Linked DNA regions of Homo sapiens: region 1 is linked to region 2. Evidence: chromatin loops called from intact Hi-C (ENCODE). Cell type or tissue: PC-3. All regions are shown on one strand. Each heading gives the region's core, and the rest is flanking DNA. Links, peaks and the distances in the headings are about the cores only. Region 1 overlaps SKAP2 (src kinase associated phosphoprotein 2). Region 2 holds the start of HOXA3 (homeobox A3).

Region 1 (5,379 bases), core at 146-5,145, 300 kb after region 2:
TCATAAAATAGTAACATGGATCAGTATTTTAAAAACATGTTTGGGGGCGTTAGAGGGCACTATGTAGAGTGTTTATTGCAGCCTTTTTTTTTTTTTTCTGAATTTTTATAAAACTGAAATGACCTTTTAAAGAAAAAAACTCTTGGGGGCAATTCATTGTTATTACTTCCAGTGATAGAAAATAGATTGTTTGTTTAAACTTGGATTGTATAATGAAAATATAAAATAGGCAATTAAATACTCATGGAAGAGGAAATCAAAGGCAAACATTGAGTGAAAATAACATTAAGCAGACTATTCCCCAGTCATTGGGCCAGTGATTCTTCCTATTGAGTCTGGTTGGAAGACGAATCAGCAGTAGGGATGTTGCTTCTTCCCTTATTCCACTTTCTTGCAAAAGTTACTGTAATGATCTCAGGGGAGCCAGTGATCTTTTCCATTTCAGCTAATATCGAAATATCCAAAGGTTGCTTGCTGTTCTGGGCACAAAATTTAAAGCTTTTAGAGCAACATGCTTCTTCATAAGTTTTGTTATTTTGAATTCACTTTAGAAGTCTGTGTCTAATTTGCACTGGTACTAGATTATGTCTCTATGTCCCCCACATCAAAATATAACTCAAAGAAAGAGAAGCTGTGACATTTGCTTTCATTTCATTTTCATACTTTTTTTTAACACATTAGTTGTTAATATAACTCAAGGAAAGGGAAGCTGTGACATTTGCTTTCATTTCATTTTGATACTTATTTTTTAATACATCAGTTGTTAATATAACTCAAGGAAAGAGAAGCTGTGACATTTGCTTTCATTTCATTTTGATACTTAAATTTTTAACACATTAGTCGTTAATAGACTTCAAACCATAAGCTATTTTTTTTAAATTATTACAGTATTCTTAATTATTTTACTTGTCATATTGACTTAGTGAAAAATTACCTGTACACATTTATTATGAATGTATAAAAGTTTAATTGGCTTTCCTCATTGGATCAAGATACTTTTGTAATCAAGAATTACAAACATTCTATCACATATACTAGGTTTTAAATGGTTAATTGTAAGTACAGTTGAAAGATTATTAGATTATTATACTACTTTGAACTATTTATACGTAATATTGTTTTGATGCTATACAAAGTAGTTAAGGAAAAAGAAAGTAAAACACAAATCCCTTCCATATGAAATAATCAATGATTTATAGCCATGCCTACTTAAACATCTTTAATGATATCCTCCATATTAGATATTTCAAAATGAGGTGTGAAATTCTGAAAATAAAATTAAAATTGCACAGTATTTCATGAATAATAAGAATGGAACTAGTATAAAAATTAAACCTGTAAGGACTTGTTGGAATTTTACACTAGAGAGACCCAGACAGCACCGTAATTTAGAAGTTTACTAAAATTAAAAAAAGAGGCTATGAGGGAATGTTACATGAAGCCACAGAAATCTTGTTTCTTGGTGACTATATTTTTATATAGTGGAAGAACTTATGTTTGTACTTCTTCCTTAAGAAATATTTCAGGTGGTAATACCAAGGCAAGAAGCAAGAGCTCACAAAACTACACAGCTGGTTATCTTTTTTATTTGAGGGTAGTCAGAATGAGTGTGTAGGTAGGAAGAAGGAGGGCTTGATTTGGGAATCTTGGCTAGAAAAGTGGATTTACTTTTTCCTTTAAAGCATTACATGTTGGATATACCTGAAAATTGATTATACTAGGGAAAACAGACCCTTGCCAGAGACATTAGCTTGTATTGACATAATAATATGAATGACATTTTCACACAGGAACTTACAAAATACTAGAAAATGATATTAACACATGCTTAAAAGCTTGGTGCTTGCTTCCATATAAAGAATTTGTTTTATGGGGCACCATAGTTTATTAAAACTTGGTGTGTGCTTCTTCCTTGTTTAATGATGCCAAACATCCAAATAGTATTTGCTGTGGTAAGCATAAGTAGAACTTACAAATTTTATTAGCTAAGTGGTGATCAGATTTGTTCAACTTAGTATTTGAAACACACTTCAACTGTTATGCTTTGGAATGATAAATAACTATAACAAATTGTACAGGTATTAACACTTATATGTAGAAACAATCATTGTCCTATTTATCTTCACAAAACCTTTATTTCTTATAATTTGTATCCTGTTTCTTATATTGCATGGTTTAGATGTTGAAACATTTGTAGCAGATATACTGAAAGGAGAAAATTTATCCAAGAAAGCAAAGGAAAAGAGAGAATCCCTTATTAAGAAGATAAAAGATGTAAAGTCTATGTAAGTCACTTACCTTTTGTTTACTGATTTCTTACATAGAAGCAGTTTTGTAACTAACATTTTAATAAGAAATCGATTATTATGGAGTTAAATTTTTCATGTTCCAGTTTAACTGATGTTAAGTATTTTTGAAGGGCAAAAAATATATTTCCACTATATAGTTTTTAAACACAGATATGCTTATCATAGTACCCTTCTTGATTATGTATTTTTCTGAGCATTCTAGCAGAGTTCAGCTGTTTATTTTGATTATCTGAGGGTATATTTGGTTTAAATGATAAGACAAAGGTGGATTGAGGACTTTAATATACAGAAAATACCTGACACTGAAGAAAGAGAATTCTTTTGTTACTACTTTAAATGAATAAATGTAATATATTTACATGTCATAAGTATTAAAGATATATCCTCATTTTACTACTGTACTTAGATCCTTAAAAATTATTTTATTTAAAATTTTTAAGCATTTTGGAATTGTCATTTCAGGACAGGAATTAGTTTTTTTCTAATGTATATCTAGGTGTGTATTTTTAATATAGATTTTGGATTTTAATTATTGTTACTGATTAGACCTTGTTTTGATTTTTCAACCTCATTTAAAAATATGTTCTTTGTTTTGTAGCTATCTTCAGGAATTTCAAGACAAAGGTAAGTTTTCATGTTTGGCAAACTTGAAAATTTTTTTCCTCTGTGGAAATTTTCAATAGGATAATCTAACACATACTGAAATTTGATAGTTGGAATTAAAATTTAGATTTCCGTAATGTGTACTTAGACCTTCAAGATGAGAGTGCTAGCTCCCCCTGCTGAGAAGAAAATTAAAAAGTATATCCAGAATTTACTCTGCACAGTCTTCTGATGCGGAAATCTTAGGCATTTAACATTCTTAGGTTTTGTGTTTCTTAGAGTACATTGTGGCAGAAATTTGTTAGGAAAGGTAAAAACGTGCAATTACACGTGGAATAACTTGGTGAAGCAGAGGTGAGATACTAACCCACTGCCATTTAACACTGCAGAGATTATTTTATAGTGGTGGTGGGAGAAGGTCCTGTGGCTGAGTGCTCACAGGTAATGTTTTTGAAGGATATTTTGAAAACAGTGTAAATTTTTGTTTGAGAACAAACAATAAAATCTTTTTCAAGTGAAAGTTTTTATTTTCCTTGTGGTTATTTTGATATGAATACATAGGGGCCATAGACATTTTTTAAAGAAGGGAATTCAGTTTCATTTTTTTTTGAAATATGTGAGAATGCTGATAACCTGATTGTCTCCCTCTAGATTTGAGAGACAGCTGCTTAGCAGACTGAAAACCAGATCAGGAAAGGTATAGGAACTTCCTACTACTTTATATATTCAATTCTTTAGGGGAAACTGGGTGTGGCCCTTACTTCCATGATACTTATTCATAGGTTATGATGTACAGCTTGTGGATGCTGGTGTGAGGGTTACAATATGAGGTTAGTTAACCTCCATGGAGCTAGGTTCTGGGTTTGAGGAAGACACACAGTATGGCATCTTCTAACTGAAGCTAGCAGATCCCAGAGTAAATCATATTTGTGCCAACTGGTAAGTGAGAAGGTGGTAACAGTTTCAATAAACAAAGAACTTAACCAGACAAACCTAAAATCAATTAAAAGGAAGTCACAGTTTATTTTCCCATTAGATCATCAAGATTGGTATGATTGAAGGGAATGAGAAGAGATTTTTTTTTCATATTAAGATTTTTAACACTTAAATAAAGAAATGAGCAGGAAACTATTCCCTGTAAGTACCCAGTTTTTTTTGTGCTCTACAAGAAATCCTAAACTATGGGTTTAATTATGCTACATTTTGTTTAGACGAATGTATAAATGAATTTATGCATTTTAATTACGATAACTTTTATTATGTAGTATACTTTATGGAAGAATATTAGATATCAGATTCTGCCTCTCTTAAAAGGCATATTATTTCCAGTGATTATCGAACTTGCATTGTGCTTTGTGGCTTAATTATTTGTACATTTAAAATTTTTAAGCTAAAAAAGCATGATATGAAGTAATTGTGTAATTGCATATGGATCAGTAATAGTTGGGAAGCTTTCCCTTTGGTATTTTGTTTTAGAATTCGTTCAGGTGTGTGGATATTAAAATTACATTACTGAGATACATTCTTTGTCTCTAAAGAGAATGGAAATTTATATGGTATTTGATAGAAATTGAAAAATGAGCATAAAATGGAGTTCAAATAGCATAGAATTTAGAGATTGCTCATAATCATTTTCCTCTGAATAAGTCATTTGTAGTTCAATACTGCTGTATTGAGTTAACTAATCACAAAGAGTGCCTGTTCAGAAGTAAGCCTGTAGATGAATTAGATGTATACCTTGGAGAAATATGAGCTGAGTACTTTTATGCCATTGTGTACTCAAAGTATATTCAGCTTTGTTCTAAAAAGACTATTCCTGTACTTTGTTAGGCATAGTAAAGGGTACAGACCTAATAGTTGCAAAGTAATTATTCAATATATAGTACATCTTTTTTAAAAATAGGAATTTATTTTCAGGTCTCTACATTGAGTAAATTCAATTCTAAGTACGTTTTGGTGGTGCTGCCTTTTCTCCACCTTACATTTTCCCTTTGAGGTTTTGGATTATCTTTATCCAAGAAGGTCTGGGCAGAAGTCCTTTTGGCTGCTTTCCCGTCCTTTCTCTTCCCTCTTGTCTCTCTCTCTAGTCAATGTAGGGTCACATTGTGAACATAACCTTTTTCCTCCTTTCTACCTTTACACCCTTATTTTATTTACATATATGCATATATGTATTTTAAATGACAGTTAAGTATCATTTTGATGTCACTATTGGGGGGGTAAAAAGGACCAGGTAGAGAGTTCTTAAATAAAAAGAGTTAATTCAGATTTATTCATATCTAATAAGTCGGTTATTAATTTCTCTAAGGCACACAGATGTGTATCATCCTTCCTTACTTCCCTCACAAATCCTTCCCTTCTACTCTAGATAATCTCCCATCCTGAGATTTAACAATACAGATTTTACAGTTTGAGGTATTTCTTTTTTTTTTTTTTTTAATTATTATACTTTAAGTTCTAGGGTACA
Region 2 (5,356 bases), core at 1-5,000:
GGCACACTTCCCAGCCCAGCTGTGTTTTATGTAACCGAAAATAAAGATGCGTGGTGACAAAGAAAAATGTGGACTGCCTTATCCAGAGGGGACTGGGAAAGGGGAGGTGAGTATGGCTGGAGGGCAGGGGGCAGTGGGGAAGCAAAAGTGGGGTGGCTGTCCTTGTGATGGTCCAAGTGTTGGGTACCCATGTATTGGTGTCATGTATCTTTTTAATGTATTTTTATGTGTGTATTTGTATGAGTATGTGCTTATTTTTCTGTGTATGTATTTCTGTGTGTGTGTTTTTACCTAATTCCACAATTGTATATATTTTGGTGTCCATAATTGGGTGCATGTGTTTTTGTGTGTCCATAATTGCATGTCATTCTGTGCCCACAATAGAGTGTATGCCCTTCCCTGTGTGCATAATTGTATATGTGCCTTTATCCGTGTAGAGACGTTTGTCTGGTTTTTGCGTGTGCACTAACATCTTCTAGATCCCTTGAAAACGGAATCTTTGGTAGATACGTTATATTCTATGAATCTACCTAAAAACCTCCATCAATTCCATGAGGAAATTTCAAATCCACACTTTCCTCTAAGGCTGAGCAGTGGGCTTGGAAAGGGGCATTACCCAGAGCTGATTCCGGATTCGCATGCGCCCTGAACCCAGCCCCAGGCTAGGAAATGGGATTTAAGGTCCCCACCCCGCCTGCAGACCAGGCGAGGGGGCCCCAGGGTCCGGCACTGCAGTAGGTGGCGCGGGGAGGGGCTAGGACCGCAGACCCCCGCTAGGCTACGCAGCCTGGGCAGGGGCTGGGGCAGCTGGATGCGGGGAAGGGGCGAGGGGTGAAGGTCCAGGGGTTGTGCGGGCAGCTCAGAGCATCCTGAGTTCCGCCTGCAAGACCTCGTCTCCAGTCTCCTGCCTGGGCTGGGCCCGCTTCTTATGGCTCTTTTAGTAAAACCTGGCCCAAAAGGGTCTGTAAAACCTGAGGCCCCAAGTCGGGGCGGCCTCGGTGGTAAGATGGCGCCGGTGTAAGAGCTGCCTCCTCTCAGTGATGGGGAAAGGGTCATAAATCCGTTGTTGTTTATGAAAATTTACAACTTTGCAATACAACTTTATGAGTTGTTCGGCCCTTCCATTGGCCGCTGTCGGTCATGTGGATGAGAACCGTGAACATGAACTTTTTTATAATTTCCCTTGCGAGAATAGAGCCGCATTCTTTTGCTCCGCTCCGTCCTGCCTGCTTCGGAGCTCTGCCTTCCAGCCGGGCTCGGCTGTGCTTTGTCCGGAGATGGCGAGCGAAGGGAAGCCCCGGCCAGGCCAGGCCTGGCGGCTCCCGCTGGAGATTGGGCGCGCTCCGTTCCCGGCGCCGCGGCAGCAGCTTTGCAACTCGCAACCTGGCTAATTTCCTGCGTCCTCTGGCACCAGGAAAGAGGACAATTCTTCTCTCGGGCTGCCCAAGCGACAGCTGTCAGAGGGGCAGGAGCTTCTGGGAGCCACCGTCTGAAGGTGAGACATGTGGGGAGGAGATAGGAGCAAAGGTGGTGAGGCGACAGCCGGCGGCGGTAGCGGTGGGAGAGGGCACCCAGGGAGGCTTTAAGAGGGGCATACTCCCCCTTACCCATACTCACCCATTCACACTTGCCCCCATCACACACTACAGCCCACACACGTCACACACACAGGCACACACGCGCGCACGCACACACACACACACACCACTCCCTTTCTCTCCCCTCCCTGGCTCGCCTTGGCAGTAAGTGCCCGCCTTCCTTCGGCCCTCCGTGGCACAGCGCCAAGGCACAGGGCAGCATCCCTTGGGTCGTCTCTCTCCCCTTCCCTAGCGACCCCGTGAAGCCCAAAAGGAAGTGGCCCGGCACACTGTGTTCCCCGCCAGCCCTTTGGGTTTGGATTTTTGTGTTTTCATTCATGGCCCTATTTGGTTTTGTTGGATTCCCCAACAAGAGGAGACCATCCTTGACCTGGGAAGGTGGGAAGAGGTGAGGGCAAAGTGCATTAATCCACAGGCATTTTATTAGCATCAGCACAGCACTTTCTACTCCGTGGGAATTGGTTTCAGAGAGAAAGGTAGAAGGGGGAAACAGAAAAACTTACTAATTCAGCCAGAGTTCTCCGCTCGTTGCCGGCTTCCCTTCGCCCGGTTTTTCGATGAGAGAGGTGTCTGAAGCGCTGGGAGGGGGAATAGGTGCGTGGGTGGAATTCTGTGTTGGAGGAGAGGATGGGATTAATTGGGTGTTACTTGGTGGGAAGTTTCGGTGCAGAGGACATAATGCTGTTAGCGCGCGTGGCAGGGTCCCGCAGCTAAGGTTGAAGGAAGGACGCAAACCGAGTCTGGGCGATAGGGGGACCCCCCAATCCACCTTGGCGCAACGGACTGGCGACCGCACTCCCCACCTTCCGCGAGCGGGGAGAGGATGGTGGAGCTGCCCGGGAGGAAGCGCAGAGCGTGCTGCTGGCGGTGGCTTTGCGTAGCGCGGTGGCTCGAACTGTAGCTCGGCCTAAGTGCACATCAGACCAGATTTGCCCCGAGAACTCCTCGGACAGCGACAAGAAAAGAGTCCGAGGTTCTTTTTGTTTGTTTTTTGTTTGGGTTGTTGTTTCCCCAACTTGAGACAATATCTTGGTATGGATTCGATAAATAGGAAGGGGCTGTGGATGTTTAGGACGTTAGCCCGTGCTCTGCGTGCGCTCGGGGCGGATAAAGCGGCGCATTTGCATCCTAGGTCCGCCGCCTTCCTGACTGCGGCTGCCGCGGGCCGATTATTTATTGCGACCGTGCTGGCGCTCGCTGCTGCCACGCCGTGGCCGTCGCCGGGACCGGCGCCAGCTGCAGCCCGCCTCTTGCAGCCTGGCGCGACTGCTGTACTGGCCCCTCAGAGATTTCCCAGCAAGCAGGGTAGAGGGGGACGCAAGGGGACCTGGGGGGCGATCACCCAGAGCCTATATGGCCGGGAAATCTCCCCGCCTCGGCTACCCCTGACCGGAGCTGGACGCCGTTATAGACTCGGGTCCTCCCCCACCCCCACTCCAGCACCATGGAGACTGGTTGCACAGGCCGCCTGGCACGTCATGGCTGCTTCTGTCCAAACTGCGCGTCCCAAGGCGTTCTGGGGGCGCACGCTGGTTCAGGGAACACTCTGGCTTTGGGATTCTGCAATCGGAGAGACTACCTGTAGTCCTGAGGCCTGTAGGCCTGGCTGCTCTGAGGAGGATTGGCTATGGCAAAGAAGGACGGCTTTGGCTCCAGGAGAGGGCTGTGAAGGGCAGAGGCCGCACCTGTGTGCTTTGGGCTCTGGTCTGGGCTAGCGAGCTGGCTGGACCGAGGTGGCCTTCAAGGTCCCACACCTACATACTCCCAGACCACCCTCCAGGCTGGCAGAGGTGGAGCTGTTCAATGGGCAGCCCAGGGCAAGGGCAGACAGTGGGGCCCAGCTCGCCGTCCTGCCCCCCTTGGAGAGAAACTGAAAGGTAAGTCGCTTTCTGCGTGGCTTTGGCAGGGAGGAGAGAGAGCCCTGGGGTGGCCATTCTCACCATCGCAGGAGAGGCCCTTTGGAGGGTCTGGGGTGCCTATTCTTGCCGGAATAGCCCTCTCTCTCTAGAGAGAGAGAGAGAGAGAGAATATCTGGTTGGAGAAATGATATGCACTAGCCTTGGCTAACATGTAAAGATTCCAATGTAATATATGTTTTTCCATCTTAGTGCCTATAGAAGCTAGAAATATAATGTTTTCTGGTTCTTAGCTGAGAAATCAAATTCTCTTGTTAGCTGGAACAATAATTAGATCGAGAATCCTGGTCAAGGCATGACAAATAATAATAATAGTAAATTGACACTGACCCACCACTATGTGGGACATGGCGGAATGAAAAGGAAATCATAAATGTAAACATTGATTGTCATCTCCAAACGGTTGTTTTCATTTTAAATAATAACTTGCTTAAAATCACTGTTGTCTGATAATTTTGTTTAAGAAAAAAATAACACAAACATGTTTTTCTTCAAACAGCTATTTTTAAAAGTCCCTTTTAATTTTTTGACTCGAGTTTTCATTTTCACCTATTGAATTCTTTCCCTGAAGTAATGTGTGGGAAATGCCCAATTCTATCCTCTCATTCGAGGCCCTGCTTTATATGCAAAGTAAACCCTTTCCAGGACGGATCGACTGGGGAACAGGCATCCGGCTTCCAGGGGTAGCCCCCGTTGCCGGGCTAGCAGCCGCCTTCCAGGAGTGCCTCTTGGGCTCTTCGGAGGTCGACCTTAGGCCAGTCCTTTCCCAATTTTTTCCCTTTGTGGGAGGAGAGTTCAGGAAAAAAATTGAAAAGCAAGGAAGAGACTAAGTCATTACTAGATTCCTACTGGAACACTGCCAATTGCCACCTCCCCACTAAGTCCTGAACCGGGTGAGCCTGCATTGGCCAGGGTTTTACAGATCTTGTAAACAGTCTCCAGAAATCCATCCAAATCACGTAAATAGTCTTTCTTCAACCTCCACAGAATTGAGGATTTTAAAGCTAATTCAAGGGGTTTTACAAGCCCAACAAACACAGTTGTAAAAATGCCATTGGGCTGCTATCACATTTTACAAAACGAGATTGATCCATGTGTTGTAAAAGTCAACTATCTCGAAGGCACACCTCTCAGGCAAGAGTGAGCAGCTCAGGACAGGCTTTTAATGTCCTGTCTGGGGACCGCCAGGCCTGGGACAGCAGTGAAAGCAATTCAGGATTTCTGGAGCCGGTGAGACTATTCCCGGTTCCGGAGCGACTGAGGGGCGGCAGCCCTCCCTGCGGTCCCAGGAAGGGCAGTAAAGAGGGCGGCCCCAGGACAGTGCCGGTTGTCGGGCGCCCCGGAAACCGAGCCCATCAATTATCCCGCGGCCTTGGGCCCTGCAGAGCTGCCCTCTGTGCCCAGCTTGGCCAGGGCCTCTGCGTCTTCTGTGCCTCTGGAATGTGGACAGAGAGATTCCACATCTGGATTTTTATCTGCCTCAGCTCTGAGCGGTTCTCGCAGTGGATGCTGAGTCCCCAGGCGCTAGGCAGGGGAGCAGGTCCCTCGGCTGTCTTAGGAGCCCAGTCTCACGGCCACTGCTCTGTCGGTCCTTTCTTGTTGAAACCAGTGGTTTCTGGCCTTTCAATTCCCTGGGTTCAAAGGTGGGATGGGGACGCCCAGCTGGAAGGAGTGCTTTGACACCAGGCAGGCGCGGGCCATTGAGCCCCTTGGGACTCAAACAGGATGTGTATGTGGGAGGAGGGAATGGGTGGGAAGAACCTACGTTTGGCTGAGTCCTGGTCAGCTCGAGGTGATCCTTCAGCTCTGGGCTGCAAGGCCCAGGCCCCTGGTGCTAGCGGA

What was found. A loop is a pair of places that touch in the nucleus more often than their neighbours do. Peaks named below come from ENCODE experiments on the same cell type or tissue, not always from the same donor. Only the 100,000 strongest peaks of a DNase experiment are listed, where the experiment ranks them.
Region 1: it touches region 2 in a loop (5-fold over the local background); 57 of 110 quality-filtered maps call a loop at or near these places.

What each region holds. Positions count from the first base shown.
Region 1 is chr7:26,851,691-26,857,069 of GRCh38, reverse strand. It overlaps SKAP2 (src kinase associated phosphoprotein 2), which reads left to right. Exons shown (of 13, transcript NM_003930.5): 2 at 2,180-2,285; 3 at 2,908-2,933. All of the region lies in intron 2 of LOC124901606 (a long non-coding RNA gene), which reads right to left. Among named protein-coding and RNA genes, the nearest start is that of SKAP2, 10 kb to the left of the region's middle. In PC-3, for the core only: a CTCF peak has its summit at 3,087 (motif pointing left); a DNase peak (open chromatin) is centred at 3,099.
Region 2 is chr7:27,148,427-27,153,782 of GRCh38, reverse strand. It overlaps HOXA3 (homeobox A3), which reads left to right and starts at 1,200. Exons shown (of 6, transcript NM_153631.3): 1 at 1,200-1,495. HOXA7 (homeobox A7) reads left to right here. Exons shown (of 2, transcript NM_006896.4): 2 at 1-67. HOXA-AS3 (HOXA cluster antisense RNA 3) reads right to left here. Exons shown (of 3, transcript NR_038832.1): 2 at 2,102-2,208; 3 at 1-1,489. In PC-3, for the core only: CTCF peaks have their summits at 2,620 and 2,822; DNase peaks (open chromatin) are centred at 2,492, 2,752, 3,052, 4,482 and 2 weaker places; H3K4me3 peaks cover 4,468 bases; H3K27ac peaks cover 4,501 bases.